Linked DNA regions of Homo sapiens: region 2 is linked to region 1. The links are chromatin contacts, found by Hi-C or POLR2A ChIA-PET in ENCODE. All regions are on one chromosome and are shown on one strand. The core of a region is the stretch at or near the end of the contact, and the rest is flanking DNA. Distances in the headings are between cores, read along the strand shown.

Region 1 (4,158 bases), core at 1,201-3,700:
AGGGGAACTGCAATAGAGAAAGATTTTAAGACACATAGAGCTGGCTAAATGGGAGACCAGAGTTTTGTTATTACTCAAATCAGCCTCTCTGAAAATTTGGAGGCTAGGGTTTTTTAAGGATAGTTTCATGGGCAAGAGGCTAGGGAATGGGGAATGCTGATTGGTTCCATTGGGGATGAAATCATAGGGGGCTGGAACTTGTCCTCTTGTGCTGAGTCAGTTGCTGGTTGGTGACCATAAGATCAGAAGACCCAGCTTGGCAGTCTGGGTGGTGCCAGCTGATCCATCAGAATGCAGGATCTGAAAAATACCTCAAATACCAATCTTAGGTTTTTCAATACTAATCTGTAGGTGCAACCGGGGAGGTTGGAATCTTGTGGCCTCTGGCTGTATGACTCCTGAGCCATAATTTCCAGTCTGTGGCTAATGTGTTAGTTTTATAAAAGCAGTCTGGTCCCCAAGCAAGGAGGGAGTTTGTTTCAGGGAAGAGTCTAGGTAATCATCTTTGTTTCATAGTTAAACTATGAACTAAATTCTTCCCAAAGTTAGTTTGGCCTATGCCCAGGAATGAACAAGGGCAGCTTAGAGGTTAGAAGCAAGATGGCGTCAGTGAGGTCAGCTTTCTTTCGCTGTCAGATTTTTCTCACTGTCATCATTTTTGCAAAGGTGGTTTCATTCATATTCCGCATTGTATCTAACTGCGTGCTTTAACATCTTTATTTCCTAATGGGAAAGAATACACTCATGAGCAAGCTCAATGGGCTCTCTCTACGAGGTAATTTTAAACAGCATTTCTTTTCTGAAGTTTGATTATTGCAGTTAACTGTATGAAAATCTATACAGAACTCTTCAACTACAAAGGAAAACATCGATTTTTATTGTTTATTTCAGTTTTCCAGGGTAATACACAGAGAGCTGCAACATGTAACTGGATTTAGAGAAACTAATTCCTATGAAAACCAATTAGGAAATACAGCACCTCTGCAAAATTCTCTGTCCATCCAGACCAATTCTCAGCAGCCAACATTTGCAAATGATATTTTAGAGCACTGTGGTCTTTAAGCTCCTTGACGCAAGACAAGTTATTGCATGTCATGACAGAGAGAACGTAACAAGTCCAAAATTTAAGGAGGAGGTAGCTGTTTGTTTCACTTTTGATAGTAGACTCGAATCTGCCTTCAAAAAAACTAATGAGAATAGGAATAAATTGCAGACTTTTGGCTCTTTTCTGGCTGACAGGGTTTAAGTAACACCAACATGCCACACTCTGGAGCAGCAGGATCTTTATTTTTGGTGCCAACTCCTCATCTTGCAACAAGTGAGCCACTTCTTCCATGTACTCAGCTGCAAAGTTCCCAGCAGGTGGTCCTCCTGTAAAACAAGCATTTGCATTTCCAGAAGTATTTGGTGTATCTATTAGCTAGTAACACTTTGGAATGCTTATATGTTCATATTCTTGTTGCCCTGTAGAGGATACTTTGGATACTTTGAATTTTCCTGTCGTTTTCCCCCACCTCCCACGCTGCTGCCATGAAGACCAGAAAGTGTGTGTTGATAAGCAAGCAGTGATATGAAAAACCTGGGAAGGTCTCTGCTTGCTGGTCTCCTCCCTGGTTCCTTTAAGCAAGCACCCAGGAGTGAGTATTTCTTTCTTTCCTTTTTTTTTTGAGACGGAGTTTTGCTCTTTTTGCCCAGGCTGGAGTGCAATGGCACGATCTCAGCTCACTGCAACCTCTGCCTCCCGGGTTCAAGCGATTCTCCTACCTCAGCCTCTCGAGTAGCTGGTATTACAGGCATGCACCACCATGCCCAGCTAATTTTTTGTATTTTTAGTAGAGACGGGGTTTCACCATGTTGATCAGCTGGTCTTGAACTCCAGACCTCAGGTGATTCACCCACCTTGGCCTCACAAAGTGCTGGGATTACAGGCGTGAGCCACCGTGCCTGGCCAAGAGTGAGTATTTCAAGGTGAATAAAACCTGGTTGTGTTCGCTTAGCAAATATCCCTCATCCAATGAAATGTTATCAGAATTTTAAGATTACAGCTAAGAAAAATTACTAAACTACAGTGTTATAAAATGAGTGTCGTGAAACACTCATTTTAGCACAGCCATTTAGATCAGTACCTGTGAAGGCCAGCAGTCCAATTTTCTGGGCAGCTTGAGCTCTCTTCTCAATGGGTAGAGATTCATTCATCAACACTTGGCCAAGTACAACAATTTTTTCCTCATGAAAATAAGTCTCAGCTGAAGGGATTTTTTTTTCCTTCTTCTTAACAAAAAAGCCCTTAACAGTGACACGCCAGAATTTCTGGAGACGCCGACACAGCCCCGCAAAATACCCATACATCTTAACCCAAATTTGCGTACAAGAAAATCGGCTGTTAGCCATTGTGTAAAAAGGCCAGTGGTCCTTCAGGTACACCACTGGCAGTCACAGGAGTTCACAGTCAAGAACTCTGGAATGCATCACTTAGCAACACTGTGGAATGGAATATACAAACCAGGGGAAAGCAATATATGCCTAAATTCTTCAGCTTGTCATTGAAAGCCTTCTACTATTTGGACTAAACAATTTTACTTTCATTTCTCTGGTGTACAAAACCTCAACTTAAACTTGTTTCCCGTAATGCGCATGAATCTCACTACTGTCTTTGAACCTTTGCTCAGGCAGGGTATATTTGGAACTTGCCCGTTCTAGTCTGATTATTCCCACATGTACTTTGCTTCTTTCCATTGATCTTTCATAGTATTGTTACCTCTTTTGCTTGTTTGCTACCCAAAGAGAGTTCTCTACATCATAGATTTATCTTATTTTGCTGAGAAAATAGAAGCAATGAAAAGAGAACTTGCATAACTCTTACCAGTGCATCCACCCACCTATCTGCGTCTACGGTACCCATAGACTCTGTCTTTCCTCCTGTTACTGTGGATACCCTCTCTGTTTGTGCAGTAGATGTCAATCAGCTCCTCTCACCTCACTCAAGGATGTTGCTCTTCGGTTCTTCTCTTATCTTGGTAATTTTTCCATCTCAACTGGACCCTTTGCATTATCAACAAACACGCTGTGCTTTTTTTCTCATTAAAGAAAGAAAACTCTCTTGACTTCATATGCTTTCTTCCCACAGCGACTGCACATTCACTTCCCTGCTCTCCTTTACAGTACAGCTCTTTAAAGAGCTGCTATACTCACCATCTCCAGTCTTTCTCATTCTTTCTTGGATGAATTCCAAACAAGATTTCAACCCCATGACTCCACTGACATTGCCTGTCAGGGTCATTGAATTGTCAGTCTTTGACATTTGACACTCCTTTCTCTCTGAAACACTTTTCACCCAGCTTCTAAGATACCACACTCCTAATTTTTCTCCTCCTGGCCACTCATCATTTTCCTTTACTGGTTCCTCTTCTTATGACCTCTAAATATTGGAGGGCCCAAGGCTCATCAGTCTTTGTATGTGTTCTTCTTTTCTTTTCTTTTCTTTTTCTTTTTCTTTTTTTTTTTTTTTGAGTCATGGTCTGTCTGTGTCCCCCAGGCTGGAGTGCAGTGGCATGATCTTGGCCCACTGTAGCCTCGACCTCCTGGACTCAGGTGATCCCCCCACCTCAGCCTTCTGAGTATCTGGGACCACAGGTGCACACTACCATGCCCAGCTAAATTTTTTGTAGGGATGAGGTTTTGCCATGTTGCCCAGGCTGGTCTTGAACTCCTGGGCTCAAACAATCCACCAACCTAGGCTTCCTAAATGCTGGGATTACAGGCGTAAGCCACCATGCCCGGTCCTTTTTTCTTTATCTATACTTCCTAGATAAGATCAAGCAGTTTATGGCTTTAACTATTACCCATATGCTGAAGACTCCCAGTTATATATATTATATATTATATATATATTAATTATATGTATATATAATTTTTTTTGAGACATGTTCCCCTGTTGCCCAGGCTGGAGTGCAGTGGCCCAATCATAGCTCATTGCAGCCTTGATCTCCTGGGCTCAAGTGATCCTCCTGCCTCAACTTCCTGAGTAGCAGGGACTGTAGGCCACCACACCTAGCAAATTTTTAATTTTTTTTTTTTTAAGAAATGGGGGTCTCACTATGTTGTCCAGGCTGTTTTGAACTCCTAGCTTCAAGCAATCCTCCCACCTTTGCCTCCCAA
Region 2 (4,158 bases), core at 447-2,946, 270 kb after region 1:
AGTTTCATTCACCTGAGCCAATCACAGCTACTGAAATGACCAGGTTGGTAAATGCTGTTTTAATGGAAACAGGCTCTCCACAGGTCCAGATGGGGTAGGTCCATGCCTCAAAAATGAAAAATTCTCTTTTTAGCTCCTTAGCTGGATTACTGGGCAGGGCTACCATTTTGTGAGTAGCAGATAATTATTAACACATGAGACTCTCTCATTCGGACTGCACCCTTCAATGGCGTGATATCTGTGGTTACACAGAGCGTCCAGTCCTCCCATCTTGGTTTTTTAGTTATGTAAGTGAAAGAACAAAACTACCCAACTCCCACCTGCCCACAGGCTGAGGCTGAGGAGGACCCTAAGAACCTACCCCCTACAACATGGCATTTCAAAGTTAAGGGAGTCTAGCTTTTGTGTACTGAAGGGAATGTTCATTAAGAAATGAATGTCTTAGACATAGGCCCCTTTCCTATTCCTGGTTGGCCTAAAGATGCATAATTTGAAAAAAAAAAAAAAAAAAAACGGCTCGGGGGGTGGTTGGGGAGAAGTGACTTCAAAACACAAGAAATAACATTGCTTTGCCTAATAAAGTGACGTTTGAACTCCTCTGCTTGGCAAGTTAGGAAAATATCCCTTCCTTCCTAAAAATGGAGACAACTTTCTGGGAAAATAAACATTTATTGCTCAAAGGTCTGTGGGTTTGAGTCCACCTTCACCTGCATGTTTAGCCATGGGAAGATCTCTAAGACAGCCATACTAAGAGTGTACCTGCCTGCCCTGGATGCCAGGAGGCCTTGAAGTCCAAAGCCAGCAGGGCTCCCTCCCTCTCAGCCATGGACCCCGGGGTCTTGCAGTGATACAGGTGGTGGCTGATTGCATCTATGAAGCCATTGAGGAATTATTAGTGTGAATATTTCATTTGGAAATGCACTGCCTAGGAACAGGCATGGTCCTAGGATGAGTTCCTATGAGGTCCTAGGATGAGTTCCTTTGAGTGGAAGAGGTCTCCTAAATCTTGGGTGAAGAATGCCTGGGTGAGATAGGAAGGAGAGATACATTTTTTTCCCTCTCCCTATAAAGAGGCCTGGATTTGAGAGCAGGAAATAATGATTAGGAGTTGTGTGCATCCCAAAGCACCCTCCTGTGAAGGGAGCCTTAGAGATGGGTGTGGTGGGGCATGCTTGTAGTCCCAGCTACTAGGGAGGGTGAGGTGGGAACACTGATAGAGCCCAGGAGTTTGATGCCAGCCTGGGAGACATAGTGAGATCTTCCATCTCATTCAGGAAGGAAGGGAAGGAAGGGAAGGGAGGGAGGAAGGTAGGAAGGGAGGGAGGGAGGGAGGGAGGAAGGAAGGAAGGAAGGGAGGGAGGGAGGGAGGGAGGAAGGAAGGAAGGAAGGAAGGTTAGTTTTTCACCAAAATAAGAGGAAGTCATACTTAGCATAAAACTTTAATTTTTAACCTTCTGCTCTGTAGTGTCCTTAAATACCCAAAAGCTTCGGTGAAGCGTGCCGCACATCAGCCTGCAAGGCAGTGGGGTGAACAGGACGCTACAGGGTGGAGGGGGTATCTGTGTGAAGACTCAAGGGAGAGCTTCCAAGGGACCACTGGGACCCCAAAGGAAGCCCCTCTCTTCCTAGATACATCAGATGAAACAAACTCTTGAAAAGGTGAAAGGCAGCCGCTTTAATTACTTTGAAGTCCTCATGGAGTCCACAGCTACAGCTTTCAAAGGGGCAAAAAGGAACTAGTGTGCCGGCCGCAGGGTTTTGATGTGGTCCTCTTCCGCCACCTGTCGACAACATAGGCTCATTGCAGTTTCCTAATGTACCTACTTGCAACTGTTCAAGGTAGCATTTTCTCCATTCAAATTAAAATTGAGTCCACAGGGAAAATACTTATTCTTACAATTCTAGTTTAACTATTTTTTTGGTTCAACTAACCTTGATTTTTAGCTGTTAAAATAATAACATGGCCATGACAAGAAGGCAAAGTTCTGATATCTTTTTTCTTACGTTTGGTTAATGCTTTAGAATATATGGAGGCACTGAATAAGGTTTTCGTTGTTTCTCAGAAAACATTATCCCCTTAAAGGTGTTGAAGGCATTTTTGGAAAAGAAAGAGTGCACGAGTAACATTTGCAAACAGCAGAGTGGTAGTTTCTGCAGAATTAACATTGTGGAGCACCGTGGGAAATATATGTTTAGGTAGAACACAGAAGACTGTCCATGTTACATGGGCCTGCACATTCACTGGAAGACTGAGATGCATCAGAACAATTGTTCATATCCTTTGATTCCATAATCCAATTTCAAGAATTTTCTTGCAAGAAAAGAATTTAAAACATGAAAAATGTAATATGGATGGTATCTTCATAAGATTGTTTAATAGTCAACAATTGAAGAAAAGTTGAAGCTATGGCTCATTCAGAATATGGAATATTATAATTATTTTAACATGTAGTAATATGAAAACATGATGTCTAAGAAGATATAAAATATCTAACTAAAAATAGAAATATTTAATAAAGCTAGAAAAGAATACTAAAAATATTATAACTGAGTTACAGCGGTAGAGTTAAGGGTTTACAATGTTATATATACTAATGTTTTTGTTTTTCTAATTCCACAACAAATATAAAAATGCTTTATAGTAATACATTTAAATGGTACAGAAGCATATAGAGTAAGAGGTAGAAGATTCCATTACCTTCCTGTCTTTCTTCTCCCTGTTAATAGATTGGTGTAAGTGCTTCACATCTTTGTCCTTGGAGTTACACACACACACACACATGCACATGCATGCACACTTACACCCACACATGCATATATACATTATATATTATTTACAGGCATACCTCAGAGTTATTGTGGGTTTGATTCCCGACCCCCGCGAGAAAACAAATAATAAAATGAGTCACACAAATTTTTTGGTTTCCCAGTGCATATAAAAGTTATGTTTATACTATACTATAGTCCATTATATGTGCAAGAGCATTATGTCTAAAAACCAATTATATATGTTAATTTAAAAAATGGTTCATTGCTAAAAAACATGCTAATGATCATCTGAGCCTTCAGCGAGTTGTAATCTTGCTCGTTGAGGGCCTTGCCTTGATGGTGGTAGTTGCTGAAGGCTAGGGTGGCTGGTGCAATTTCTTAAAATAAGACAGCAATGAAGTTTGCCACATCAATTGACTCTTCTTTTCACAGAGGATTTCTCTGTAGCATGTGATACTCTTTGATAGCCTTTTAATCACAGTAGAATTTCTTTCAAAATTGGAGTCAATCCTCTCGAATCCTGCCACTGTTTTATTAACTAAGTTTATGTTATATTCTAAATCATTTGTTGTCATTTGGACAGTGTTTACAGCCTCTTCACCAGGAGTATATTCCATCTCAAGAAACCATTTTCCTTGTTCATCCATAAGAAACAACTCCTCATCTGTTAGTTTTGAGATTGCAGCAAGTCAGTCACATCTTCAGGATTTACTACTAATTCTAGTTCTTTTGCTATTTCAACCACACCTGCAGTTACTTCATACACTGAAGTCTTGAACCCCTCAAAGTCATCCAAGAGAGTTGGAATCAACTTCTTCCATACTCCTGTTAATGTTGATATTCTTACATCCTCCCCATGAATCAGAGATGTTCTTGGTAGCATCTAGAAAGGTGAATCCTTTCAGAAGGTTTTAAATTTACTTTGCCCAGGTCCATGAGAGGAATTACTATCAATGGCAGTTGTGGCCTTATGAAATGTATTTGTTAAATAATCAGGCTTAAAAGTTAAAATTACTTCTTGATCCATGGGCTGCAGAATGGATGTTGTGTTTGCAGGCATGAAACCTTAATCTCCTTGTATATCTCCATCACAGCACCAGAGTGACTTGGCACATTGTCAATGAACAATAATATTTAGAAAGAAATAATTTTTTTCTGAGTAGCAGGTCTCAACAGTGGGCTTAAAATATTTAGTAACGTATACTGAAAACAAGTGTATTACCTGAAAACAGGCTTTGTTGTTCCATTGATAGAGGACAGGCAGAATAATGTGACATAATTCTTAAGGGCTCTAGGTTCTTAGAATGGTAAATGAGCTTTAGTTCCAACTTAAAGTCACCAGCCGCATTAGCCCTGAGCAAAAGATTCACATTGTACTTTGAAGCCAGG

Evidence for each region. A loop is a pair of places that touch in the nucleus more often than their neighbours do. ChIA-PET counts read pairs that join two places held with the same protein, here RNA polymerase II (POLR2A). Pooled maps may share reads with other maps.
Region 2: a loop to region 1 is called in a pooled map, with 2.8 times the contacts of the local background. The contact joins the enhancer-like site here to the promoter of ARMH2 in region 1. A Hi-C loop is called at or near these places in 1 of 168 maps with a recorded cell type or tissue (HepG2), 2 of 37 single-sample maps with no recorded cell type and 11 of 50 pooled maps. POLR2A ChIA-PET finds 5 or more read pairs at or near these places in 5 of 52 experiments (AG04450, GM10248, Panc1 and 2 more).

What each region holds. Positions count from the first base shown.
Region 1 is chr6:24,796,467-24,800,624 of GRCh38, forward strand. ARMH2 (armadillo like helical domain containing 2) reads right to left here and starts at 2,451. Exons shown (of 2, transcript NM_001282492.2): 1 at 2,127-2,451; 2 at 869-1,371. The coding sequence starts at 2,391. The coding sequence ends at 944.
Region 2 is chr6:25,069,180-25,073,337 of GRCh38, forward strand. No RefSeq gene overlaps it. Among named protein-coding and RNA genes, the nearest start is that of RIPOR2, 140 kb to the left of the region's middle. Within about 2 kb of position 1,697, at least 6 of the 41 ENCODE cell types and tissues checked have a DNase peak (open chromatin) inside an H3K27ac peak, as active enhancers do.